7 separate regions of the Homo sapiens genome follow, and regions 1, 2, 4, 5, 6 and 7 are each linked to region 3. A link is a loop called in an ENCODE intact Hi-C map of the cell type or tissue named here. Cell type or tissue: PC-9. All regions are shown on one strand. Region 1 overlaps LINC02774 (long intergenic non-protein coding RNA 2774). Region 2 overlaps SDCCAG8 (SHH signaling and ciliogenesis regulator SDCCAG8). Region 3 overlaps LOC105373262 (a long non-coding RNA gene). Region 4 has its middle 53 kb from the start of ZBTB18. Region 5 overlaps AKT3 (AKT serine/threonine kinase 3). Region 6 overlaps LOC105373262 (a long non-coding RNA gene). Region 7 overlaps LINC02774 (long intergenic non-protein coding RNA 2774).

Evidence for each region. Peaks named below come from ENCODE experiments on the same cell type or tissue, not always from the same donor. Only the 100,000 strongest peaks of a DNase experiment are listed, where the experiment ranks them.
Region 1: a loop joins it to region 3, with 6 times the contacts of the local background. A loop is called at or near these places in 18 of 110 quality-filtered maps.
Region 2: it touches region 3 in a loop (4-fold over the local background); 5 of 110 quality-filtered maps call a loop at or near these places.
Region 4: a loop joins it to region 3, with 14 times the contacts of the local background. A loop is called at or near these places in 2 of 110 quality-filtered maps.
Region 5: a loop joins it to region 3, with 12 times the contacts of the local background. A loop is called at or near these places in 51 of 110 quality-filtered maps.
Region 6: a loop joins it to region 3, with 6 times the contacts of the local background. A loop is called at or near these places in 2 of 110 quality-filtered maps.
Region 7: a loop joins it to region 3, with 11 times the contacts of the local background. A loop is called at or near these places in 12 of 110 quality-filtered maps.

Annotation. Positions count from the first base shown.
Region 1 is chr1:243,945,214-243,949,213 of GRCh38, forward strand. All of the region lies in intron 1 of LINC02774 (long intergenic non-protein coding RNA 2774), which reads left to right. Among named protein-coding and RNA genes, the nearest start is that of LINC02774, 30 kb to the left of the region's middle. In PC-9, CTCF peaks have their summits at 2,042 (motif pointing left) and 2,242; no DNase peak of the experiment used is centred here.
Region 2 is chr1:243,323,863-243,327,862 of GRCh38, forward strand. All of the region lies in intron 9 of SDCCAG8 (SHH signaling and ciliogenesis regulator SDCCAG8), which reads left to right. Among named protein-coding and RNA genes, the nearest start is that of MIR4677, 20 kb to the right of the region's middle. In PC-9, CTCF peaks have their summits at 1,635 (motif pointing left) and 1,839; a DNase peak (open chromatin) is centred at 1,609.
Region 3 is chr1:244,271,645-244,275,644 of GRCh38, forward strand. The region is part of intron 1 of LOC105373262 (a long non-coding RNA gene); the gene reads right to left. Among named protein-coding and RNA genes, the nearest start is that of SPMIP3, 79 kb to the right of the region's middle. RefSeq lists a silencer at 1,418-1,644. In PC-9, CTCF peaks have their summits at 1,558 (motif pointing left) and 1,757; a DNase peak (open chromatin) is centred at 1,407; H3K27ac peaks cover 1,739 bases.
Region 4 is chr1:244,102,434-244,106,433 of GRCh38, forward strand. It overlaps the pseudogene RN7SL148P. Among named protein-coding and RNA genes, the nearest start is that of ZBTB18, 53 kb to the left of the region's middle. In PC-9, no CTCF peak of the experiment used is centred here; DNase peaks (open chromatin) are centred at 2,068 and 2,478; H3K4me3 peaks cover 825 bases; H3K27ac peaks cover 1,022 bases.
Region 5 is chr1:243,706,713-243,710,712 of GRCh38, forward strand. All of the region lies in intron 2 of AKT3 (AKT serine/threonine kinase 3), which reads right to left. Among named protein-coding and RNA genes, the nearest start is that of AKT3-IT1, 86 kb to the right of the region's middle. In PC-9, CTCF peaks have their summits at 1,686 and 1,885; no DNase peak of the experiment used is centred here; H3K27ac peaks cover 367 bases.
Region 6 is chr1:244,321,150-244,325,149 of GRCh38, forward strand. It overlaps LOC105373262 (a long non-coding RNA gene), which reads right to left. Exons shown (of 3, transcript XR_949343.3): 1 at 3,946-4,000. Among named protein-coding and RNA genes, the nearest start is that of SPMIP3, 29 kb to the right of the region's middle. RefSeq lists an enhancer at 2,226-3,184. In PC-9, no CTCF peak of the experiment used is centred here; DNase peaks (open chromatin) are centred at 1,742 and 2,042; H3K4me3 peaks cover 1,598 bases; H3K27ac peaks cover 2,969 bases.
Region 7 is chr1:243,925,528-243,929,527 of GRCh38, forward strand. The region is part of intron 1 of LINC02774 (long intergenic non-protein coding RNA 2774); the gene reads left to right. Among named protein-coding and RNA genes, the nearest start is that of LINC02774, 10 kb to the left of the region's middle. In PC-9, no CTCF peak of the experiment used is centred here; a DNase peak (open chromatin) is centred at 1,574; H3K4me3 peaks cover 646 bases; H3K27ac peaks cover 3,279 bases.

The DNA.
Region 1 (4,000 bases), 330 kb before region 3:
AGTGACGTTTATTTATTTATTTATTTATTTTTAGACAGAGTTTCACTCTGTCGCCCAGGCTGGAGTGCAGCAGTGCGATCTCGGCTCACTGCAACCTCCGCCTCCTGGGTTCAAGCGATTCTCCTGCCTCAGCCTCCAGAGTAACTGGGATTACAGGTGTGCACCACCACGCCCTGCTAATTTTTGTATTTTTAGTAGAGATGGGGTTTCACCATGTTGGCCAGGCTGGTCTCGAACTCCTGACCTCGTGATCTGCCTGCCTCGGCCTCCCAAAATGCTGACATTACAGAGGTAAGCCACCGCACCCAGCCAGAGTGATGTTTAATAGTGTGTTGTGATGGATGAGAAGGAACCAGCCCACTCATGAGTGTGGAATAAGAGTACTTTGGGCTGAGGGAAAAGTGAGTTCAAATGCCTTGGGGTAGGAAAGAGCTTGCTCCTTTGATGAACTTAGAGAAGCCTTCTCTGAGATGATGTCATAAGAGCTGCTTCCCTAATACCACCCAGTGGAAGGAGAGATGCCCAGATGAAGATGGACTCATCGAGTAACTGACGGTAACTAGTAATCTGAAGTTTAATCCAAATTATCATTTCAAAGGGAGGTACAAATGCTCAGGAATCTGTCTCAACCAGGCTGACCTTGAATCCTGCTGCCTAGTTTTACATTAAGACTTTCAGGTCTGGCCCCCTGGCTGGCGCCTGTAATCCCAGCACTTTGGGAGGCCAAGGTGGGAGGATTGCTTGAGGCCAGGAGCTCGAGACCAACCTGGGCAACATAGTGAGATCCTACCTCTACAAAAAAATACACACACGCACAAATCTAGCCAGGCATGGTGGTGTGCCTCTGTAGTCCTAGCTACTCAGGAGGCTGAGGCAGGAGGATTGCTTGAGTCCAAAAGGTCAAGGCTGCAGTGAGCTAGGGTTGCACCACTGCACTCCAGCCTGGGTGACAGAATGAAACCTTGCTTCAAACAAAACAAAACAAAACAAAACAAACCTTTCAGTAGTTCTGTGATTTTTACTACCAAATGGAATTGTATTTTGTATCATGACATGTGCCTTTAAAAACAGGAGAGAAATGCAGATTCTCCATGGCAAAAAAACAAAAAACTAGACAAAGGAAGTCTTAGAAAAAACGAAGAGGCAAGCCAAGGCAGACACGAAGCTCTTATCGGCACAACCCCAGATTCCGGTCAAGAAAAGCTCAGCAAGATCAGAGAGGAGTTGTAATCTCTGATAAACAGATGGGGAGACACGGAGGGCTGTTGATGGTGGGGCCTGGGAAGAGCCTAAGGGATTGGATTTGGAGAATGGAATTTTCTAGGCCAGGTCAGGCTGCCTCACAGTGTGTTAGTCCAAGAAGAGCTTTTATGCGAGACCAGGGATGGATCCTGGCCTGGGGGCCAAAGTTTATAGAACGTGTGTCTATGTATGTCTGTCTACACATGTATGAAGAACTTTACACGATAAGAAATGCAACATTGCTGAGCACCCTCCCAGAGCCTCAGAAGAATCCTCAAGTGAGGGTCCCTGAATCTTAAACCTCATTTGCTCCATGCTACCTCTAGCTGTGTACCAGACACCTCATCCAAGGCCAAATGACTTCACTTTGCTTGGCATGGAAAAAAGGCACTAAACTTGGATCACACGTTGAGTCTCTGCTATGATGGTGGAGAGTGTGGGGAGAAAAAAGAACCAGATAGGTTGGAGTTAAGTATCTCAGAGGCCATGAGGGCAAAACTGGAACACAGCTGCTGCCTGCTGCAGGGACAGGATGACGAGAGGGAAGCAAGCCAGACAGGTGACGAGTCTGCCTTCCGCGCCTCCGCTGCATGGTAGCAGGAATGCTTTCTCCACTTAGGAACTTCTACTAGCTTCACCTCTAAAAAGAGATTGCCATTGTTGTTGGTAATTAGCACATGAGAGGTATACCTTAGGCTACCCTTAAACGGGCCCGACCTGCTGAGAAGAGCAACAGTAGAGACAGCCTAAGTCATTTATGAAAGTGGAGAAATGCTTGCTTCCAGGGCCCCAGTGCCCCCTAGTGCTCATGCACCCCAACTCCAACCCCTCGTCCTATTCTGCTGGCAATTAAGAGTTTGCCATCAAACCTGTAATTTTCCAAAATAGATCCCTAAACTTTAACTCCACCCCTCCTGCTGTCCCTATGAAAACATAAGCACACAAATCACATCTCACTGTCTTAGTAATCTGTGAACTAACTACTTTGATTAAACTCTAATACAATGAATTTATACTCAAATTGGAAAGGCAGGCCTCATATACTGTCTTTTCTGGAAATAGTGTTTTTCTTTTTTCATTGAGCAAAAATTTACTGAGCATTTAGTATGCATCAGATACTGAATTAAGGGGTTACTATGAGAAGGTCCCTGCCTGGAGGAATCTGTCACCCAGAGGAAAAAGCAGACTCAGTGATCTGTGCAGAGCACAGTCAGGGCATTTGGAAAGAGCGTCCTGGAAAGAAAGCAAGGGTGACTGTTAATTGCTGAGAAACTTAAATGCTAGTTCCAGCTGGCAGGGGTCTACTCTAGGATAGAGAACCTTAGCATGTGCTCTACATGCTCTCCTGTGGAGAGTCTCCTAGTGCAGCTTGGCCAATCAATGTGATGGGCACTGACTTGGGAGGCTTAGTTCACAAGTCTTAAGTATTTTCTGCCCCTGTCCAGATAATGTCTTTTCTGTTTCTTTTGTTTTGTTTTGTTTTGTTTTTGTTCTTGTTTTTGTTTTTGAGACGGAGTCTCGCTCTGTCGCCCAGGCTGGCGTGCAATGGCTGGATCTCAGATCACTGCAAGCTCCACCTCCCGGGTTCGAACAATTCTCCCACCTCAGCCTCCCCAGGAGCCAGGATTGCAGGCACCTGCCGTCATGCCCAGCTAATTTTTATATTTTTGTAGAGACAGGGTTTCACTATGTTGGCCAGGCTGGTCTCGAACTCCTGACCTCAGGTGATCCTCCCACCTCGGCCTTCCAAAGTGCTGGGATTACCGGTGTCAACCACCACACCTGGCCTGTCCAGACAACCTCTGAGGTCTCTTCCTCCTCTTAACTGGGCAGAATCTTGCTTGGAACTATTTCACAGGAGCTCAGATGAATGGCAGAAAAAAATGGCTGCTCACTTACTCTTTTTAAATTGTTAATTCATTAATTTATTTTTAAAAACTCATTCACTAAAATCATTTATTCTTGAGTCTTACTCTGGTAGAGAGCAGTGCACAGTGAGACTGACTTTAGAAAGCCAAAGATAGATTTGGCCAGTCCTGCTGTCCTTTCCATTTGCAATGACTTGTAGATATTAGTGGGAGTGACAGAGCCTACCTGCAATTTTAGAGTGGCTATAAATCCATTTGTTCCAGATTCTAGTATCCTGGGGCTGATCCTCACCTGTTTAGCTCCATGAGAAAGTCATGATTATAAAAGGGACTGTCCAGGCAGGGTTTGGCCCACAGAAAGTGAAATGCTGCAAATTGCTTTAAAAACTTGTTACTGTGGAGATCTGAATTGAAGGGTGATAGAGCAATTTGGTGTTGCTGAAAGAGATGATCAAGAAAAAGCATAACATCTATGGTGATTATTTTCAAAGCAGCATGGAGTGTGTCTTTGCTAATTTAGATCACATATCTGGTCTTAGTATCAATGATCAGTGCTTAGTTATGTGAGGCACCTACTGAATTTCTTGTGATCGATCCTAGGACAGTTACAGGTTGCAAATATCTATATAACCTTTGTTTCCTGACTCTATGTGCCATGTTTCTGCAATGGGAATCTTAGATGTTTAAAATGACTGATAGGATATGGAGGTGCTAAAAGCATTACTGCCAATTCCTAATCTTTGGGGGCTCAAAGAATTCTTTTTACTTCCGCTTGCATGTCTGCACAGTGATCCCCACAACTGCCACCCTATCGGGGTTCTGTCTCTGTACGTCTTCATCAGTCCTATTAGCATGTTTTACTCACATGTTAAAAGTTCAAAATAAAATTT
Region 2 (4,000 bases), 950 kb before region 3:
TCCCTTGATTTAGCTGATATGTTACTCTCATGGGTCCACATTGTACCATTCTTGTCTACTCTTAAGTCTCTTTTAACTTGTTTCTTGGTTTCCACAAGTCTTAAGTGTGGACGTTCCTCAGAGTTAGTTCCCAGCCCTCCTCCCATGTTGCCTTGACTTCCTGGGATTCATTTCTCCTCACGTGGCCAAATATTACCAGTGAATACACCCACATTATGCCTTTAGCTTTAACTGCTCTCCTGAGCCCCAGCCCTACGTGTTTTGCTGCTACTAGATCTTTTTTTATGGATGATACACTGCTGGCGTCTGAAACTCTACACAACCAAACCGTTCATTGGCTCCGCCTTCCCATCTACCACTCCTTTTCTTTCTACCATTTTCTCTATGATCGTCTTCAAACAAAGGCATCACCATCTTCACCGCAGTCCTGGCTTGCATTCTTTAAAACATCTCGGTTCTTCCCTATGCTTGCTCTTGACATTCCATCAGTTCCCAAGGTCTTTCTCTCTCTCTTCAGAGTCAAATTTCTATTTAACTATGCCTACCTTTTCATTCTTATACCACTGCCCTGGTTCAAGGCTTCACATCTTCACATGCTTTTTTTTTTTTTTTTTTTTTCAGAGACAGGGCCTCACTCTGTCACCCAGGCTCAGTGGTGCGGTCATATCTCACTACAGCCTTGCACTCCTGAGCTCAGCTGATTCTCCCTCCTTAGCCCCGCAAAGTGCTGGGATTACAGGTGTGAGCCACCGTGTCCAGTGGTATACTTCACGTATTCTTATACCAAGTATGCAGACAATTACAATAGCTTTCTAATTGGTTTCCCTCAAATTTCATCTAATTCCAGCATACTTTTCACAGTGCTCTCATAACATTTATAGTTCCTGAGTTATAAATCTCCCTGTTTAGGTAGCTCCCCTCTTGCAGTAGAATAAAAGACAAATCTGGCCCCATTCTAACTTTGCTAGTCTTCTCTTTCACTCTACTCTTTCATGTCACCTTCACTGTTTCCAGAACATGACCTGCAGTTGGCCATTTTCATTGATTTGCACATGCTGTATTTTTCTGCCTTGTAATAATCTATGAAGTATCTGTTCAATCTATGAGGCTCAACTCAAGTGGCAGTCTTCCTGAAGTTTTCCCCAGCCCCTTCTTGTTTGAATTAACTTCTTTTTCCTCTGTATTCCTGTTGATGTGGTGTATAATTTTGGTAGTTGTTTACACAGTTTTCTCCACCAGAAGACCTTGAAATCAGGTCTGTGACATCTATCATTGTATTTCACACATGACCATTTACGTCTTAATTAACAATAAATGTTTGTTCAGTGGAAGTCAATTATTATTAATGTGAAATTTGTAATTAATTTTTTAAAAAATTTAATAACTGAGAGCAAGCAACACTATTGTTCATTAGGAATCTATAGCATTTTCAGTAAATTAGTAATAATGAATGCAAGGACAAAATGTATTGCAAGTCTAGTACTTTTTATCTAGAAGGTATGTTGAAACACACTAGAATTTTTGCTTTCTAAGTGCATTAAAAAGCCAGGTGGTATACATATTTTAATTTAAAACCCAACTACTTATATTACTGAGTGATGAAATGGTTACTTGGTTTAGTTCCTTGACGTTTGTTGCCATCTAGTGTGGCATTTGGGTATCACATGCTAAATAGAAGGAATTATATATTTACATTCTTTGTGGCAGTGAAAATGCCTGAGGATTTTATAAGAAAATAAATATATAACTTGAGAAGTATATAATGCCATGCAAACATTCTTGTGTGGAACTACCTTGGATAAACTCCCTACTCTCACCACTTTCTAGGTCTCTGATTTGGGCAAGTTACTGAATGTCTCAAAGTACCAGTTTCTTCAATTGAGTGATAAGAACCAATTAAAATGTATTGAGAGGGTTAAATAATCCATGTATACCACTTAGCAAAGTATCTGGCACCTAGTAGGTGCTCAATAAATATTTTTGTTTGAAAATGGAAGTTATTTCAATTGGTGATAATTTTAAAAGAGGAAAAGAATTCACCTGGGACTAAATGGAGAGAAAAAGTAGAGGCTTGTGCAGTCACACCTTGATAAAAAGCTACACGAAGCAGATGAAAAGGTTAACCAGGCCTTAGGCCTGCCTGCTTGTGTTGGAAGGGAAATTGTTGAGAGGTATGTGTAAAGGCCTGAAGGCACAGGCTGTGGCATGAAGTTACCATAAGCATATCTGTAATGATATAACCCTCTAAGGAAAAAAAAAATTTTCTTTTTTACTCATAACAACTTGAACAAAGTATGTATTTCCAATTTGCTAAGACCTATCCTGCCATATATCTTTGTGGGTAAGTGGTGTGAACTTTTTAAAAAAGTTAATTATTATGTATACATAATAATTGTACATATTTATGGGTTACATGTGATATTCTGAAGATTAGTTTTTAAAACAGCAGCCTGGTAGGTTGAACAAATATTTACAAAGACTTTTTCTCCCTTTTCAAATATCCAAATTATTCTGTTTCTTGGATTACAGGGAGTCAGAAAGGCAGGAATTAGAAACCTGGATTAAAAATAAAATCAGAAAAGCATTGACTATTTGGTTATAGTCACAAGGATAGAAAATAACGCTTCTTGATTTGCACATTATCTGTCCCAAAAGAAGTGTAAATATCTTGAAAAATGGTACATAGGGATAGACTGATAAATTTCTGGTTAGCAAGGGTTTATAAATTAAAATCAATAGTTTGCATTATTCATAAGTTAGATGTTTGAAATGTGTTAATCTTTTTAATTTTGTGGGCTTTATTCATAAAAATAAAAATGTTTGTAAGCTTTAAAGTTTATGTTCAAAGGTGTGAGCTGTATATTTTTCATAAGATCTTAATTCCTTAGTTATGAATTATTCTGTCACAAAGATTTCTTGAAAACTAACCCTAGCAGTTGGGAAGGACTTTTATATGATCTACAATAGGTTTCCTGTTTTAAAATTTTAGTTGACTAGATATAAATTTTGTTTTCGAAAATATTTTGACTGCCTAAGATAGTAGTGCCTACCCTTTGGCTTAATAAAACCAGGACTGGGAATATCAAGTCCAATAAACTGTGTTTGAAAAAAAGTGTTAATATGTCAACACAGAATGACCACAGCTAAAGAAATTTCCCAGAAAAGAAAAGGTACCTTCAGGAATGAGTCTGCTGGGTGGGGGGAATGTATAATTCCCCAACTTCTCAAGACCTACAGCCATTTCCACCAAGGAAAGGGCCGTGTTCAGGGAAAGGGAGAGAAGCCAGGACTTGGGAACTACTGAGAGAAATAACAGCCGCAGGCCCCAAATTAACTTTGTCACCTATAAAGATCTATCATTTAATGGTAATTGCCTGTTTATAGCATTCAGTTACTATAAAATTATAATTTATAATTTTATAGAAATTAAAATTATAATTTATAATTTTATAGAAATTAAAATTATAATTATAATTTTATAGAAATTAAAATTATAATTATAATTTTATAGAAATTAAAATTATAATTTATAATTTTATAGAAATTTATAATTTTATAGAAGTTAAAATTATAATTTATAATTTTGTAGAAATTAAAATTATAATTATAATTTTGTAGAAATTAAAATTATAATTTATAATTTTGTAGAAATTAAAATTATAATTTATAATTTTGTAGAAATTAAAATTATAATCATTTGATGATAGTTGATTGTTTACTGACCTAGCCTTTGAGAAGTCAGTTATTATGTCTTTACTGAATGGTTATAGGGGTACTCAATCGACAGGGATTCTGAAACTAGGAGAAGAAACTCTAGAATTAAGAGAGAGCTTTAATGGAGATAGTGTATAAATAATTGTTTACTAGACCCAAATCTTTTAGTATGTGCGGTCCAGTGTGAGAGAGTTATCTTTAGAAAGAATAAATCATTTTTCTGATTCCAAGTGTTACTACGCTTTTCTGTTTTCTTCACTGTGACCGGACATATACGTTAAAATCA
Region 3 (4,000 bases):
GCAACAAAATAAAAATGAGTTTTTTAAATGCTAGGCAGCAAAATGGAATTGAAACAGGACTAACCTGAGAGTTAGCCAGCTGTGCCGTAGTGCCTGGTCTGCCACCAATGAGGTGTGCGATGGGGGCAATTGCTTCACTTCCCAGGGGCTGTTACATGATTTGTAAAATGAAAGGCTCACTCATTCACCAAACATTTCTTGAACTCCTCCTAGGGGGAGCTTGCTGTCTTAGACACGAACGTCTGGACCCGCTAATCTCTAAGATGCCTTTCCAGCTTTAGAGCTCAATTTAAAGTGTTGGGTGATACCGGAGCTTTGTGGAGTGGCTATGCGAGGTGCCTGGAGTTAACATTCACACAGTGCTTTTGGTTCTGCGGCATTTTAATGATATTCACCATGGTAGTAATTTATCGCCATCTCTTCTTTCCAAATAGATAGCGTATTAGTGTAAGTCCAGTCCATCAAGCAAGCTTCTTCCATCTGCGAGGGAGGAGGCAGCCCCCGGACAGCTGTGGTTGGGACCTTCACCTTGAATTATGTAACAGTAGCAGGGGATGGGCAGATTGGCCTTCTGAATTATGCTTCCTTAGACTGGCATTTACATGAGTTCGCGGACCCTAAACACTCACCAGCAGACACAGCGAGGATGGCTTTATCCCTGGAGTAATTAATCCATGTAGCAAAGGGATCTCCAAGGTGCTGCCAACAGTCTTGGGATAATTGAGACCTTACAGCAAATAAATCCCCCAGAATCACGACCGCTTTCACCATCCCAAAGCCCCAAAGTGAGAACCACCTTCCAAAAACTCAGAATCCAAAGCCTGTTAATCCCCTTTTGTGGCAAGCCCATCCTCCTGGCCTGCCTGCCCTGCTCTCCTCCCCCATAATACCCATTCAGGGCAGTGACCCCAGTTGGCAACCCGGAGCCGCGTGGGCTGTGGTCAAACGACACCCAGATGAAAACTGCAGCTGATGGCCTGGCCTTTCGGGTCAGTAGCTGCTGTGCACAGCTCTCTCCCTGCCTCCTGAAGTTCAAATGCCAGCCTGATTTCTATCTGGAAGCATCCCAGCCCAAACATGGAACAAAAGTTCCCTCTGACAAGCCCATTTGGGTTCCAAAGTATGTTTTTATGTTTGTTGGCAAATAGAACTGTCACCAGCAACAATAACAACACTGTTTTCCCTCCACTGAAGCTACTTCATTTCTTCACATTTGTTCCAGGGCTGGAACTGGACAGATGAATAATGTAGGCTAGGCGGCTGGCCCAAGTCCTGACCTCGTGCCTCCAAAAGCAAACACAGAGGTGAAAATGGAGACTTGTTTGTTTGAACTCTCACTGCCTAATTTAAAAAAGAAAAGGCAAAAAGAAAAACAAACCTCCCACCATCCTATTTCATCAATGTAGACACTGATGGGTTTTGTTTTGTTTTGTTTTGTTTTTCTTTTCTTTTCTTTTCTTTTTTTTTTTTTTTTTTTTCCATGTCTTACTTTTTGAAACATGGAACTACAGCCCTCTACTGGTGCAAGGAATGAAGCCAATTTCTCAATCATCGAGGCTACCCTGCCATCTTGTGGCCATGTGAGGGATGCACACGTGTAGATCAATTTCTCAGCATCACAAAACAGTCTAGGTAAGACGTTGGAAGGGTTCTTCAAAATATTCACATGGACTTTCATTTAAGACATTTCTTGTATCGTTTGGGGAAAACATCAATGGGATTTGGAGTCAGAATGTTGGTTCCTGCGTTTAAGCTCTGTCAGTGATTTGTGACATCATCCCTGAGCAAATAATTTCATTTTTAGGAACCTGTTTTCTCATCTGTAAAATGGAGGTCATAATAAATGTTTGATTCTTGGAGTTTTGTAGTGTTTACATAAGATCATGCATATGAAGAGTGCCTTGTCCACTTTAAAATCATATGCACATGAATATATTAAAAATCCCTAGAGAAGTAGTTTCTATCATCATACTTGGTAAAACTTTAGAAACTTGAAATCGGTTTCAATGACTAACCTTACTATAGTCTAAAGCCCTGGCCTCAGAATAAAGAGAAGGACTTTACACTGTCTCATGCTTTCCTAAAGATACATACTGCCAAGTCCTCTCCGTTTTCATTTTTCTGATTTAAGTCAAGTCAGTTTCTTCGGCCTTGCTTCACGGGGCCAGCCAATGAATAATGAGGAGTGTAGATGCGTCTTGGGAGGTGAAATAACTTTGCTTACATGGAATCGCAAAGTGCTCATTAGTGTGGGGGCTTAGGTATTTGGCTCCCTCGTCTTTTGGAAAAAGCCCAAACCAGACACAGCAGCTAAAGGAGCCCTCATAGGATGTCTGTGCTGCACGATGCTGACGCAAGATGACTCATCACACACTAGCTGGGTTTGGCCACTGCTTCTGTGCAGCTGTTTGCAGAAAGCCAAAAATTTCTGGTGCCAAGCTGGGGGCTTGGTGAACAAACCCAAATGTTACTGTCCTCATCTCCTGCTAAATTTCAGTCCTGCTCGGGCCGTGGCCCAACCAGTGTTAAGTCTACTGATGAAAGTCCAAGTCACTGTCCTCTGTGCCCTCTCGTTACTGTGTCCTCAGGTTACTGAATTTATCATTCATCTCACTGATGCATAAGGTAGGCTTAGGGTACATTTGGCAGCAGGATCAATAGTTTTGCAAAGAGAAAATAGATGCCAGCCAAAGGAACATCGAATCCTTGGGCGAATGATGAGGACGGATGACTCATGTCCAGGCCATCTTCCCTCCGGGCTGGGCTCCGCTGTCTCCATACTCACCTTCTGTCTCCAAGTTTGGTTCACTAGGCCCATCCTCAGGAAGCCTCCCTTAGGATCCAGGATGAGTCACCAGCACCCCAAGTGTGCTCGCTGGTGAGGATTATAGGAGGGGGAGGTAGGCTGTGTCTACAGGAGATCCTGGGGCACATCTGGGGGATGGAGGTGAAAGGTTATCCCTCTGTCCTACAGAATGAGGGTCCCCCTTCAATCCCCTAGAGGTGACATGCCAGAACGCCTGAATCAGAGAAGGCACTCATTCCTCCCACCTAACTCTTTTTATTTTTTTTAATACTGAGTCTTGCTCTGTCACTCAGGCTGGAGGGCAGTGGTGGGCTCCCAGATCACTGCAACCTCCGCCTCTCAGGTTCAAGTGATTCTCCTGCCTCAGCCTCCCGAGTAGCTGGGATTATAAGTGCACACCACCATGCCCAGCTAACTTTTGTATTTTTGGTAGAGATGGGGTTTCATCATGTTGGCCAGGCTGGTCTCGAACTCCTGACCTCAAGCAATCCACCTGTCTTGGCCTCCCAAAGTGCTGGGATTACAGGCGTGAGCCATTGCACCCGGCCTCTTCCACCAAACTCTTACAGGGTTATCCCAGAATCTTCCAGAGACACCACCCTGTGGATGCAACCTGGGGCTTTCTTCTCCACAGGCCATGTCTGAAAATAGGAGGTTCTTCCTCTCTTCCACACTGGGAGAGAGATAGCAGTCAGGGAGAGAGAGCAGACGGGGAGAGAGATAGCAGTCAGGGAGAGATAGCAGTCAGGGAGAGATAGCAGTCAGGGAGAGAGATAGCAGTCAGGGAGAGAGAGCAGACAGGGAGAGAGATAGCAGTCAGGGAGAGAGATAGCAGTCAGAGAGAGAGAGAGCAGACAGAGAGAGATAGCAGACAGGGAGAGATAGCAGACAGGGAGAGATAGTCAGAGATAGATAGCAGATGGGGAGAGATAGCAGTCGGGGAGACATAGCAGTCAGGGAGAGAGATAGCAGTCCGACAGAGATAACAGACAGGGAGAGATAGCAGTCGGGGAGAGATAGCAGTCAGGGAGAGATAGCAGTGAGGGAGAGATAGCAGTGAGGGAGAGATAGCAGTCAGAGAGAGAGATAGCAGTGAGGGAGAGAGATAGCAGTGAGGGAGAGATAGCAGACAGAGAGAGAGATAGCAGTGAGGGAGAGAGATAGCAGTGAGGGAGAGAGATAGCAGTCAGGGAG
Region 4 (4,000 bases), 170 kb before region 3:
GGTGTTGGTTTTTAAAGGAGAGCTTTTTTTTTTTTTTTTGCCTTGTGCTGAAAATAAATGTCGACTGGTATCTATTTTATGACTTGAGCTTTTTAAAGGTAGTGTGTGTGGTGAGGTCGGGGTTGGGGAGGAGGAAGCTTCAAGTCCTCAGAAAAGCCGGCTGGGTCCTGGGGACTGACCACGAGGGTGAGTGATGGCAGGCACGCGATGGCAGCGTGAGGCAGCTGGCCTGCAGCGGGGAGGCCGAAACAACCCGCAGCAGCTGCACAAACGCAAGAGGTCAGGCCGTGTTTGTGGACGCTGACTTCTCCCTAGGCACCCCTGGACGGTGGGATACATCAAAGCCCCACACCCAGGAATAACACCCAGGGGATGGATGGTCTGTGTATAAACCCCATCCCAAGATGCTGACCCAGGAGTTAGCTGCCAGCCCTCCGAGGGTGGAGTTACCTTCCTCCTGCACGTGCTATTTCTGGAAGTAGGTTGTGTGATGGAGGAGGAAATAACCCATATTCCAATAGTATTGAGAAGGTAAAATTCAAGTTAGTTTTCCTATGCTACGTGGCCACTTTCTTTTTCTGATGGAAGTGCCTTTTAACAGTCAACAGATTTTGGTGAAGCCCCTGCAATACACCAGCCACTGAGGCTAAGGGGTGACGACACAGATCCTCAGGTTGAGGTGAGTCAGGAAGGGTTTCCCTATGGGTTCCATATTATACCTCTTTTCTTATAACTATCATACTTGAGGTTGTGGAATATCTTTTTAGCCAAAGGCCTATTACGAGAAAAACTAATTTAAAAAAAAAAGATAGGAAAATATAGTCTCTAAGATCTAGGAGCTAAGATGACGATTATTTTTAATTGTTGCTTGTTGAAATGGTTGGAAATGTCTAAGAAAGACAGTTTTATATGGCAAGAGGAGGAGACCATGATACACTGAGGAAAACCAGGACAAAAGTTATAAGGGCCATTTTGAACAAGAGAATGTTCCAATTGTGTTTGTAAAGTGCTTGACAGTGCTTGACCCCCAAGATGGGACAGTGAGATTTCTGGACTGTTTTATATTGAAAGGAAGGCTCCAGTTTTTAAATGAGTTGGGCTCCAAAAGCTGACCCGGAAGTCTGTGTCGTGGAATGTAGACTGCTCTGCTGCATAAGAACATAAGGCATATTTAGGGCCGGGCGCGGTGGCTCATGCCTGTCATCCCAGCACTTTCGGAGGCTGAGGTGGGCGGATCATTTGAAGTCAGGAGTTCGAGACCAGCCTGGCCAACATAGCGAAACCCTGTCTCTACTAAAAATACAAAAGTTAGCTGGGTGTGGTGGTGCACGCCTGTAATTCCAGCTACGTGGGAGACTGAGGGAGGAGAATCGCTTGAACCAGGCAGGCGGAGATTGCAGTGAGCCGAGATCGCACCACTGCACTCCAGCCTGGGCAACAGAGTGAGACTCCACCTCAAAAAAAAGGATAAAGAATATAAGACATTTAGGGACCCCCACCTGTAGTCCCAGCTACTCAGGAAGGCTGAGGCAGAAGCATCACCTGAGGCCAGGAGCTCTGGGCTGTAAGTGCGGTTGGCCCATGGGGAGTCTGCCCTAAGTTCAGCATCATTATGGTGACCTCACTGGAGCAGGGACCACAGGCTGCCTAAGGAGGGGTGAACCAGCCCAGATGGGAAATGCAGCAGGTCAAAACTCTTGTGCTGATCTCCAGTGGGGCTGCAACTGTGAATAGGCACTGTGCTCCAGCCTGGGCAACATAGTGAGACCCTGTCTTTTAAAAACCAAATACATATATTAAAAACCAAATATATATATATATATAGTATTTTTACACTAACAAGAGCCCCTTGATGACCTTTGGAAATGCTTTCTGTCTCTACAATGGCCTCAAGGCCCCACACCCCACTCGTCACCTTGCACAGGCTGCCTTGTGACTGCTGCCCGGCGACTGTCCCCCAGCTTCAGCTGTCCCAGTCACACTGACTCACTGTGCCTTGATCTTGCAAAGCTGCTCCTGCCTCAGGACTTTGCACTGGTTCCCTCTGGCTGGAATGCCAGTCCCTGATCAATCTCCAAGTGGCTCACTGCTTCTCTCCCTCCAGGGAGGTCTTCTCTGACCACAGTCATCCCAACCCTCCACGCTCTGAGTCACCCACGGCTGCTTCATTTTTCTCCCTAACCCTTTCACTTTCTTAACTATTATGCCAAAGGCACTCATTTTATTTATTGTTGATCTCTCCCACCAGCAGGCAGAACCCCCATGGGCAGGAATTTTGTCCATGTTATTCCCTGCTCATTCTTGGTACCTAGAACAGTGCCCAACACAAAGTCAATGCCCAGGACATCTTTGTCAGATGAATGTGATGATTAAAAAGATACTTTAGTGACCACTTTGCAGCAGTGGCCTCAGACTTCAGAAGCCCAGCTGTGTGACTGTGAGCAAACGGCTCACCCCAAGTCTATTTACTCACCTGGGAAGCATGCTTTCTCCGTTCACCTCACAGCACTGCTGCCATGAGCAAACGCAGCCCTGCTTGTAAAGTGATTTGACACGTTCCCTCTCTAAGCCGTGGTTTTCATCTGTAAATTCAGAGTGCTGTATTAGCTATACTTTAAGATCATTTCGCCCTCTTACAGTCCACGGTAATGATGGAGACAAAAATCTGAGCCTCTTTCGTGTTGCCTGGTACTGGCTGTGATGACTCCTTACACCTGACGGCAGATGCGCTGCCCGCCACTTCCATCCGGAAGCCCCCAGCTCTTGTGCCTGATGGCAACATAATTCCGACCCATGTTGCCTGTCTTCCTTTGGGGGATCCCTGCTGCCCACCCAGAGCTTCCTGGGTATGCAGGACACTCCCTGCTACCCATCCAGAGCTTCCTGGGTATGCGGTGGGGTTAACTTTGGTGTCTCCTATCCTCATGTCTTCCTTCTGACCCGTTACGATGTGATCGAGGGACTTCTCAGATCCTCCCAAAGAAGGACCGAGGCATCCTCCCATCTACAGCTACTGTAAGGCTCTGCCACAGGTAGAGGCTGGGATGGATTTTGTGATGATGGATTCCCCAAGGGCTGGGGAACAGAACGCCTTGGAGTATCGTGGAGCCATCCAAATCTTCTTCCATAGACTCAAAGCAGAATAGTCCCTGTAAGCCTAAGCATGAATATACCCCTTTGAATCCCTCCTGCTTCATGGCTGAGCCATCCTCAGAAAGAAAGAAAGGCCTTCTTCCCCTGAGTTACCTGGAATGACCTTTACATGCCAGCCAGTTCGCTCTCTAACTTCTGGGTGTCTCTCAGTTTTCACGTCTGCAGTGCAGCTTTGGCATATATCGAAATTTAAATTTCTAAGATCTATTTTAAATTTCCTTTTTGTATGTTAGGCAGACTTTCCTTTATCCATCCTGAAATCACCTTTGAAATTTTAGACTAGGGCAGATGTCACTTAACGTGACCGGCAAGTATTCCACTCGCCATTTGTTGTGAGTGGTGGTTGTTTTTCCTTTTTGCTTTTTTTCTCTTTCTGTCTTTTTTTTTTAATCACCATCATACTATAAAACCAATTAAAATAAACTCTCCAAAGACTCTTATTTTCTGGCTGAGCTATTCCAACCTCTGACTTTTTCTGAAGCACAAGATAAGACTTTCTGATTAACTGGGAGTGGGATGTTTATTCAATCTGTTCATTTGATACATTGCGGAGACTGCTTTTTCATTTTTATGCCATGTCAGTGGCATATACTTTCTGAAATTAATAAATACAATACATACCATCAATGTGTGAAATTTTTAAAACCCCGTATTTCCATAGTTTGACATACAAAAATGTACTCATACACTTTTGAAATCTACTGTCAAATCATTTCACATCTGTACCTAAAGCAAACAGACATAATGCTAACAGCTTGTTAGAATTCAGAAATGCCACCCGCTAATCAGCCCACCTGTGGCATTCTCAGTCCATCTTGCAAGCTGCATAGCCTGCTGCCAAGAAGCT
Region 5 (4,000 bases), 560 kb before region 3:
AGGTAAGAGCAAGGAAGAAAAGGAAACATGAATGTCCTCAGCCAGGCACTGTGCTCAGGCTTCACTTACAGAGCCCTCTTCACAGCAACACTGAGACTGGTGCTGCAGTATTCTCACTTTTCACAGAGAGCCATGCTGAGGCTCTGAGACACTGGGACAAGCTAGTAAAGGACAGAGTTAAGATTCAAAGAGTGGTTGGGAGCGCACACTCTCAAGCTGGACTGCCTGGGTTCAAATGCCAGTTCTGTCACTCACTAGCTGTGTGAGAGACAGTGAATGCTGTTTAATCTCTCTGGGTCTCAGCTTCCTCTTCTGGAAAATGGGGACAATAATAATGGAGAAATAAATTAAAGTTTGTAAAGCATGTAGAACAACATCTAGCTCACTGCAAGCATTATGTAAGCATTTGTTAACTGAATAAAACATCTCAGAGTAAGGCTAAGGAAACCAATCAAAGGAGATTTAGTGAGTACCTAATATGTACAATATGTTAGACTACACAAAAGTAACTAGAGTGTTTAAAATAAAATGGAATTTCTTTAATTTGTCTAGACTATCACTATTGCACATTAGCTGAGCAAAGGAGGTATTGATTTTTTGTGGATAAAATTTCTATTTTTGTTATTCACTTTGCTTATGTCCTGTCTTCATCCCTCATTACTAAGAATAATGAACTGAGTGTCGCTTATGTTTAACTCATTGAAATCTCTAGTGAAAGACTGACAATACCAACTGTCACAGAAATCATCTTTCTTAATTCAATAACAACTAACTATAGGGCAAAAAAATCAAAAGCCTTCCACTGAATTTACTACTAAACATTGCAATGTTTCTTTCAAATTATAAGAAAGTTACTCCATACAAAAAGAAAAAAGGACACAACTCATTATTCTGGGTTTTTTTAATTTTAGATTCAGAAGGTACATGTGCAGGTTTGTTACATGGATATACAGCATGATGCTGAACACCTCATTATTTTGACATCAGGCCTTCCCCACTCTTCCTTTCTTATTACAAAAATTAATCATCATCTAATCCCCAATATTCTGAATTCAAAGAAGTGTTAAGTCACACATCAATATCAGGTCTTTACCTCTACTTTAAAAACGTATGCTTTTATAAGTGCACAGGAATAAGTGTATTTCAACTTCTAGTATATTTATACATAGCCACTGCATATACAGCAAAGTAAATTACTCTTGATTCATATTATATTTGAAAGATGTGATTATGCTTAAGTTTTTAAAACTGAAGGGAATCTATGCTTCCATTTTAATGAATACTGCTCTATATTAAAAAGTGTGGCTTCAAATAATTTTGAATACTAGAATATCTGCTATCAAAGACACAAAAACTAAAACGCACCCGCCAAGTAAAATCATCTTAACTTTTCCAGGTAATTTTCTTATACTCTCTATGAACCCATCTAATTTGACAATTTATGGCCAGTCATGTTAACATTTTCTTAGACTAGAACTGAACATGTTTAAATGATATCGTCGAATTGAAGGGCACAAACATTTTAAAAGAACACAACAAATCAAAGAAATGCAACCACAAATCAAACACTATTCAATTACTCAAATAAATAATTTTGAGTACTCCCCAAAGAAAGCTTATAGATAATATAAATAGAAAAGCTGCTTCTCAATGTTAAAAATGAATTTACTTACCTTGGCCCTCTGAGGGCAGTATTACCTAACACATAGAAATTTCAGAAAACAATCTTTACCTATCATACTAATAAAAACAAATTTCTTAAAATGAAATGGGCATATTTGCTCATTATACGTACATATTTCTTTCCTCATCATTATCTGTACCTCAGTAAGCATAATAATGCTGTTTTCAAATGTTTCCAGTGACTTTGAAAGGAAAGATTTTCTTAAAACCAAGGCATCAGGAAGGAAAATGCATGGAATCATCAGTATCACTGAAGTCATCCAAAATACAATAAAATAAAAAAGTATATAAGAATTTTACATTGCATAAATAATCTAAGTTCCTGTTTTGCTCTCTGTAGAATAATTTGTTTTTAAAAACTGCAGGACATCTAAATATACAATCTTTCAGTAAAGACAAAGTAATTTGAGGAGGATAACAATTCAGTTCCAAAGTGTCTTCTTAAAAGCAGCCAATACCAATACACTCGTTTGTTACAAATCACTCATTTATTAATGAAATATAATGCAAATGACAAATTGGCAATGTGGAGTTGAAGCACTCACTGAGTTTTCATAACTGATTCTTACACTAAGAATCTTTACATAGCATAAGGATTATCCATTCTAGAATCTAAGTCAATCAATGTACACTGGGTGTTTTATTCCTTTTGCTATTTCACAGAAAGGAAAAGTTTTCTAGCATTCACTTATCAAAGTTTTTTTTTTATATACAAAACACTGAGTAACTTACCCTATATAATCCAGTGGTATGATAGACCTTTACTTTAAGAATATAAAAAGTGCTAATCTTTATGTCAGAGTTTTACATACAAGTTAATTAGTAACTATCCAACTTTCCAGGTCCCACCACTTCTCCCATATAGAAAAAAAAAAACAAAACCTAGCATTAAAAGAAAAAAAAAAAGAGCTTCTATTGAAGGAAGATAAAAATTATTACAAGCAGGTAAACAGCAAATTTACTTTGACACAGCAAGATCTCACGTGGATGACACTGATTGCCATTTAGTAAAAATGTGTTTTATTTAGGTTTTGTATTTACTTTTTCAAAAAAGTCCTTGCTTCTATAATTCAAAGTATAGTAGTTCTCCACTCAGGAACTATGCCATTATTTAGCATAACTTTGAATAAATTAGATTTTTAAAATTTGAACTACTAAACAGTCTTATTCTTTTTAAAGTATATAATATCATGGATATTTTAAGATCATAAAAATTTAAATTCTATTTAAAATCCTTCTTTACTAAATCAAAAGGTAAAAGGAACTAGCTTAACAGTTGAACATACTACAAATTCAGGGAAGGGAATGAAGGTCATTTTATAAAATTCTTTTCTATAATAAATATATATACTTACGTTTAAATATCTCTTCAAAAAGATGCCAGGAAACAACAACTGCTGTTCTATGCGTTCTTCCTTAGAAGTATAAAATTATGAACTTTGATGCTGTGTTCCAGTCTCAAGCAAATAAGTGACTTGCTTGGCCAAAAAAATAGACAAACTTCACGATTTATGCTTTTCCTGCCTTTGTATCTTAATCATCTTCTGTTCTAAAAAGTGCTACCACGTTTACCCACATCTTTAATCAGATTTTTTTGAACTAAAACACATTAAAAAATTTAAGCCAAAACATTTAGCAAGATGCCTTAAACAATATGTCAGACAGTGAAATACTCTGTTTTCAACATACTGGCCAATATTTTTAAAAATTGCTATTCATGCAGTATTTTGATGAGGCACAATTCAAATATACATTAAAGCTAGAAGTTTCTGAAGTTTTCTGAATTATCCTGAAAATATACCAAGTACGGTTTCATTTATTTGTGAAAATGTCCTTACAGTTTCATCCTCATTTGTGATATATTTCATAGGCTATGGATATTTCCACTTCTTTGGTACTGTAAGTTGTTTTTTATAAAAAACAACAAAAATTATTTGTTTATAAATTTAGACTGTAACACTTAACTATCTGTCTAGAAATACTGGCATCCATCACCATGTGCCATTAAACATTAAAATATCCTTATATGAAGCTACTAGCACTCCATTCAAAAGTGAGCGTTATTTTTCTAGTGTAACCAATTTATTCTTTTAAACCAAAATAGAAGTTCTTAGTCACTATACCCCGTCCTATGAAAGACTCTTAAATACTAAATTAGGTGGCTCTCCCAGGTACAACAACCCTTGACTCATCATCCAAAATTATTCAGTAATATTTACTAGCGTGGAATGCCGGATGAAAACAATTTGAAAAGAAAAATGTAAAGAACCACCACCTACATCTGTATGGGAATTAATCATACTTTTAGGTTTACTGA
Region 6 (4,000 bases), 50 kb after region 3:
ACTCTGTCTCAAAAAAATTTAAAAAATTAGAAAAAAATTTGTGTCTAACATGCTCTTCTATGACTCCATGATTATGGAAAGTGTATTTTCTGATGGCCCAGTCTACATTTAGGAGAGGATATTCAACCTTTTTATTTATTATTTATTTATTTATTTTAATTTTTTTGAGATGGAGTCTCGCTCTGTTTCTCAGGCTGGAGTGCAGCAGCGCCATCTCAGCTCACTGCAACCTCCGCCTTCTGGGTTCAAGTGACACTCCTGCCTCAGCCTCCTGAGTAGCTGGGATTACAGGTATCCACCACCACATCTGGCTAGTATTTTTAGTAGAGATGGGGTTTTGCCATGTTGGCCAGGCTGGTCTTGAACTCCTGACATCAAGTGATCTGCCCGCTTAGGCCTCCCAAAGTGCTGGGATTACAGGCATTAGCCACCGTGCCCGGCCTCAATCTTTCTATTTAAAAGCGTCATTATTCCTTATTCAGAAAATAGGGTGATAACTGTAGCACCTTCCAAGTACAACCATAAATAGGATATTACCAGAAAGTGATTACGGCATGAAGAATTCTAAAATGGTCCCCATGATCTCTGTCCCCTAGTATTATCCTCAGGTTATATAGCAAGGATGAAGGACTTTTGCAGATGTTCCATCAGAATCACTGATGAATGCAATTCTGCCCTTTGCATTTCATCCCTTTGGCATAAGGCCCAGATGCAAATAAAGCTAGTGAAGAAAGTAATAGGTAAACCTTGCAAGTCATTCATTCTTCACTGTGGATAAGGTTCCAGGTGACTTTAAATTAACCAAAAGAATATCCTGAGCAGGCCTGACTTAATCATTGGAAGTCCTTTGGAAGAGGAGAACTGGGCACGGTGGCTCAAGCCTGTAGTCCCAGCACTTTGGGAGGCTGAGGCAGGGGGATCACCAGAGGTCAGGAGTTCGAGTCCAGCCTGGCCAACATGGTGAAACCCTGTCTCTACTAAAAATACAAAAATTAACCAGGCATGGTGGCACACGCCTGTAATCCCAGCTACTTGGGAGGCTGAGGCAGGAGAATTGCTTGAACCTGGGAGGCAGAGGTTACAGTGAGCCAAGATTGCACTATTGCACTCAAGCCTGGGCAACAAGAGTGAGACTCTGTCTCAAAAAAAAAAAGAAGAGGGCTGAAGATTTCCCTGGGGTCAACCCTCCTGCTGGCCTTGAAGAAGCACAGCACTGTATGTTCTACAGCTGCAAGGAAATGAATTCTATTAACAAGCTGAATGAAGCAGATTCATCCCCAGTTGATCCTCCAGATGAGAACTGCCACCTGGCCAACACATTGACTACAGCTTTGTGACACCCTGAGCAGAGGATCCTGCTAAGATATGCCTGGATTCCTGACCGATTGAAACTGTAAGATAATATATATGTTGTTTTAAGGGAAAAATAACAAATAGAAATAAACGTGTTATTATCATTCACAAATCTGGGTAATGTTCCTTGTGTGGGAAAATAGAAACATAAAGTAAAACACCTTAAAAGAAATGACTTTCAACTCTCTCTCTACCTTCTCTAGATTTTCTCTGTTCCTAGGTTTGGTTGGACTCTGGGGTTTTTAGGAGAGACCCACTAAGACTGGAAGCAGTATTTGTACAAAACCATAGCTCTTAATAATCCACACCAGCATAATTTCTCACTTGAATTCTTTTCCTTTTTCCTCTTGCACTTAGGCCAGTTGAACCGGTTTGCCCAGCTTGGAATTATTCATAAATTTTTGATTAGCTTTTGAGAAGGCATTTAAAAAGCAGTAGCAAGACGGACGGTGGAAAGACTGGACAAGACCACCTTTAAGTGTGGAGAATATCCACTGTCCAAACTCTGCGGCAATCAGAGGAACATTGGTAGTGAACCATTCAAAAAACTCATGAATCAGAGATGATGGCTACAGAAGCACATTTATTTATTCAAACATTTCTTTAGTGGTTTTAAAAACAAAGTTTGTTTTCTAGTTGGAGAACATACCACAACTATGACTCAGTCCTGACTCAGAGCTTCCTGACCAGTCGACTTTTAGGAGAGAAAAAAACAATTCAGGCTGGTGAAGGCGGAGTCACATTGATTTGGCTTCCACAAACCTGATTAAAGCAGCCTTCTTCCAACAGAAAGTGTGACTTTTCTTCATCATTTCCTTGTTTACTTTCTTTCTTTTATTTTTTTAAAAAGTACATCCCTTTTGGAGGAATTTCAAGAAAGTTTCAAAGTTGAGCCAAGTATGCTCCTTGTGCCCCCATTCCCACATCTATAAAATGATGAGGATTAAATAATCAAATCCATGAGGTGCTGAGAACAGTACCTGGGATAAAACAACTGGTCAACCAGTGTTTGCCATTATTAGTATTTTACTAAAAAGCTTGCCACGGTCTCTTTCTGGTCTCACTTTCCCGTACCCTCCAAACTACAGGCCCTACATGTCAGCCACACTATATGCCTTACATACTGGTTGTTGTTGTCGTTGTTGTTGTCGTTTTTTGAGACAGAGTCTTGCTCTGTCGCCCAGGCTGGAGTGCAATAGTGCAATCTTGGCTCACTGCAACCTCCACCTCCTGGGTTCAAGCGATTCTCCTCCCTCAGCCTCCCGAGTAGCTGGGGCTACATACAGGCACACACCACCAAGCCCAGCTAATTTTTATATTTTTAGTAGAGACGGAGTTTCACCATGTTGGCCAGGCTGGTCTCAAACTCCTGACCTCAGGTGATCCACCTGCCTCGGCCTCCCAAAGTGCTGGAATTATAGGCGTGAGCCACAGCACCTGGCCCATACTGGTTGTTAAAGGTTAAATCATGTCCTTCTCACCCTGGCCTTAAAAATAACGTACATGTTAAAGTTCTAACTCCCAGTACTCCAAAATGTGACCTTATTTGAAAGCCAGGTTGTTGCAGACATAATTAGTTGAGATGAGGTCAGTAGGATGGACACCTAACCCAATATGACTTTGGTCCTTATAAATAGGGAAAATTTGGACACAAAGACACACACACACATGGAGAAGACACCGTCAAGAAACACAGGGAGAACATCAGGTGAAGATGAGGGCGGAGATTGGGGTGATGCTCCCACAAGCCCAGGAACGCCAGAGATTGCCACCAAACCGCCAGAGCTGGAGGGTTGATGCTCCCACAAGCCAAGTAACGCCAGAGATTGCCACCAAACCACCAGAGCTGGGAGAGAGGCATGGAACAGATTGTCCCTTGCAGCCCTCAGAAGGGACGAATCCTCCTGCTGACACCTTGATCTTAGATTCCTAGCATCCAAAAATGAAAGAAATACCTGTTGTCTAAGCTTCCCAGTCTCTGGTACTTTGTTACAACAGCCCTAGCCAATGAATACACTTGTACATGGCTTAACTTTTCCCACCTCCATGTCTATAACCGTTCATTGCAAAAACCTCCCTCATTGCTGCCAGTGGAAAATTGATCCATATGTCAAATGCCTTGTTCGCCTGCTTAGATATCTGCAATCAGAATTAACTCATTTCCTATTGGTCTCTATATATGCCACTCATAGCTTACCACAATCCATGTGTATTATTAGCTCATTGGAACTATGGCTCTCTATCTAACTAGATATATTGTATGTCTTGTTATATACATTGTATAGAGTATAAGTCACAACCCAATTATTTCTCTCTCTCTCTCTCTTTTATTTTTAAGAGACCAGGTGTCACTGTGTTGACCAAGCTGGTCTTGAACTTCTGGACTCAAGCGATCCTTCCACCTCAGCCTCCCAAAGTGCTGGGATTACAAGCATGAGCCACTGCACTTCTGCGCCTGGCCAACCCAATTTTTAAGGACAGATTTTTTTTTTTAAAGCTAACCTTAGGTACTTTTTAAAAAATCAGTTCATTAAAGGAAAACTTCAACCGGATTAAATGTAAAAGAATTTAATGAAGCAATGAAGGACTCACAAATCAGGCAGCCTCCCAGGCCAGAGCAGGCTCAGGGATTCCAGCACAGCACGTC
Region 7 (4,000 bases), 350 kb before region 3:
CTAAGTGTATCGGTTGCTCATGGGCAATAAATGAGTAAGGGACCCTCTTGGGCTTCCCAGCCTAGTCGCAAGCCCCCATAGTGAGTGCTCAGCTCTGGCCTCTGGCCCCAGTCTCTGTTGCCCTCGAGAGCGCTTGGCCAGGGAACTTGTCTTGCTCTTGGCAGCTCTGATCCCAGAGGCCAAAGTCACAGCTTTAACAATATAATCCTGAATATAGGAGCCATAAGCAGACTTACCTACATTTCTGTACTTTTAGTGAAATAGAAGTATAGGATGAGTAGATGTACAAGTAAAAGATTATCAAACATGAGAGGTGATAGGAGAGAAGGCTCAGAAACAAACAAAAGAGTAAGAGACAGATGCTGCCAGAAGCAAAATTACATACATAGACCAACAGAAGAATGAAAAATAATAGGAAAATATATGGAAACATAAAGGAAACAGATTTGAAATATAATATCCCACCTGGTGTGCAGCTACTTTACATGAGCCATTCTTGAGAAGTTTCAAGGAAGCGCCATGGGATGGAAGCGTTTTGGAGAATGAGGAGGAGGTGACCTGGCCTACTGAGATAGACGTCGGGATAGGGTTCTGTGCCTATGCAATAGCCATTTGCCCATAATTTCCCCCGCCACCCCCCACCTCCAGCAGGTATTGGGCAAAGATTTTATTCCAGGAGTGAATCATGATGGGCCTGAACTTATTTTCGTTGTGTTAAGTGATTGATCTGGGTATGGCCATGAGACCCAGTGCAGCCAATAAGATGCAAAGAGAAGTCTACAGAGGGCTTCCCTTCCTGAATCCAAAGGGAGCCCAGCAAGGGCAAAATGTTTTTGCCTCTGCCCAGTTCTCGCTTGCTGGGGATGCCCGTGAGAGAATACGATACCGGAAGCTTTGTTAGCTAACTTTGGACTCTGAGCTGACAAATATTAGAATGAAAAACCAATCCACAGAGCATGGTGGAACAGAGGCACAGGAACAGTCTGGCCGGTGAGGGGACCCTTGAGCTGCTGAACTACCCTGCACCCACCCACCCCTCCAGACTCTCGTGAGGGCAACAGTGAATAATCCTTACCGTTAAGCCATGGCTAATTGTTTTTTTCTCCTGATCTAACACATGCTAAGCGGATGCACCAAGCAACCCCTATATTATATGTTTCCTATTTCTTTAAATGGTCTATTAAGCCAAGTTCTTAGGAAATGACTTACATTTTTCTTTAAAAAAAAAAAAAAACTTAAAAAAATCCTGAGAGCTAAGTAAAAGGTTATGGAAAAATAGAATTCTTTACAAAAATAACACACTGCATACATATTTGCTTGATATTGTGAGAACCGCTCAGGCTTAGAGAAACATTTTTTAATGTCTGGTGTTGTTGATCTTGGACATGGTTATCTTGCTCTCTGTCAAATGCTGGATTCCCACCGAGAAGCAGCCACTTACTTTTCCCTCGCTTTTTGTTCTGATGATGCTAGCGATCCCTTGTATGACAGACACAGAAAAGAATGCAGGACACAAATGGGGGAATGCATTCAACTCACATAAGAATTTAATGAGTCAATCCAGATTACAAACCCCTCACTGGCAAGGTTATATCTTTGTAGTGATTTGTTCTCACCTCCTTCTATTGTTGTTTACTTTCTCTATGCCAACAACAGTAGTCAGAGATTAGAGTGACTCTCGCCATTCATCAATAGAGGTTCAGTGGCCTGAGGTTTCGAGCTGTGGCTTTTGTTCCAGCTAGATATTTTCATGTAGTTTAAATTAATAAAACATGAAGGAATTTCCAGTATAATGCATGTGCACTGCTTTGCTCTTTGACTGCATATTAAGTGTATGCATATGTCGTCCTTCTAAGGAAATAGAATCACACAGCTCTAAGCTTTAACTTGCTGTCCAGGTTCCCATTTGATTCTCCCTCTATTTCTTTTTTTAGGAGAAAATATGTAATAAAAACAGGGACAAGAACTTTGGTTTTTCTTGTTGCTAATAACAGAGAATTACCAGAGCAGCTCTTTCTCTCGTCCTTCATCATGGGAAAGAATGATGCTAGCAATGCCTGGGACTGAAGGTCACGCTGCCTGGCTTTGTGGGGACAGATGGCCATTGCTCATCATGTTAGCAAGGAGCTTGATGCTCACTTCTGGACATCAGCTGCTCACTATGTATATTAAGTGATAATTTAGCTTCAGGTGGCACTGACCCTGGTGCTGTCTCATCTCCTGCCACCTTAATGGGAAATATTCAGACAGCAGTACCTTACTTGCCAGTCTTCCATTATGAAACACAAGCAGACTCTTTCATATACCAAATAATGATAATAATACGTACTATTGCGTCTTATCATTTGGATTTTGCTTCGCCACCTAGACATTCTTAATTCAGAAGTCCAAGGGACAATTTTGTAAGTTATATGAAAAACAAACCACCTTGTGAAAACAAAGCAACAGGAGCCACGGGGCTGAGGTGGGTGGGAAGGAGCAGAGCATGGCAGGGGTTGAGGCAAGGCCGCTTTCATCAAGAGCTGGACCATCACTAGGATTCAGAAGAATATGAACTTCTTTGGTTTTGGGGCTTTACTGAGAAGTTCTCTGCTTCTAAAGTAGCTTACAGTTCTCTGAAGCAGCTGCATCATTAATTCTCATTGAATTCCTATAAAGTCAATGCCTTCATGGGTAAGTGGAAGAGCCAGGCTCCCAGCGCCAGCCAGCTCTTCTTAGATGTTTGTTAACCCCAGGGTCCCACTTAGATGGTCCTAGAAACATTTATTTTATTTTATATATATATATATTTTTACCACATTCCGTGATGGTCTGGGTACAGTATCTACTATATATATTATATAGTACCGGACAAAATATTGAATCAGGCTATGGAAAATATGGATAGGATTGGAGGACCACAATCCAAAAATCATAAAATCTTACACTTCTGCTAAAATGGACTGACAAATTTGGATCTCAGTTTCTTGGTTACCAGAGGAAAATGGGAAATATGGTAAATTGTAAAATTAAGGAACATATTCTCAACTTCAGAATTCAAATTTTCATACAGAAAAAAGCATGCCGCTTTTTAAAAAGATGCAAATTTTTCCTGACTCTCAGGTCTTCATAAGAGTTCTGGCTTGTGACCAGGTGCGGTGGCTCACACTTGTAATCCCAGCACTTTGGGAGGCCAAGGTGGGCGGATCACCTGAGGTCAGGAGTTTGAGACCAGCCTGACCAACATGGTGAAACCCTGTCTCTACTAAAAATACAAAATTAGCCAGGCATGGTGGCACACACCTGTAATCCCAGCTACTCGGGAGGTTGAGGCAGGAGAATCACTTAAACCTGGTAGGCAGAGGTTGCAGTGAGACGAGATCGTGCCATTGCACTCTAGCCTGGGCAACAAGAGCAAAACTCTGCCTCAAAAAAAAAAAAAAAAAAAAAAGAGTTCTGGCTTGCATCTTTTCTTTTTTGTGATGAATTCTTGCTCTGTCACCCAGGTTGGAGTGCAGTGGCATGATCTTGGCTCACTGCAACTTCCATCTCCTGAGTTCCAGTGATTCTCCTGCCTCAGCCGCCCGAATAGCTGGGATTACAGGGGTGCACCACCATGGCTGGCTAAGTTTTGTACTTTTAGTAGAGACGGGGTTTCACCATGTTGGCCAGGCTCGTCTCAAACTCCTGACCTCAGGTGATCTGCCCGCCTCCCAAAGTGCTGGGATTATAGGCATGAGCTACCACACCCAGCCTGGCTTGCCCTTCATAGGCCACAGATACTCATGTAATAGGCAACAGGCAATAACTTTACCAATAAATCCATTAAAAGGTTTCCTGCTGTGTGCATACAGCTATATCCACAAGTCTGAAGTACTCTTGAGCCCATGCCATGGTGTGCCTTGCGGAAGCCATTTCTTCCACTCTGTTGTATGGGCTTAGATCTTCGTATGCCAGTTCTAGAGTTCTAGGGAAGCATTTGCCTTCAACTATGTTGCAGAAGACTCACTCCCTTTCCAGG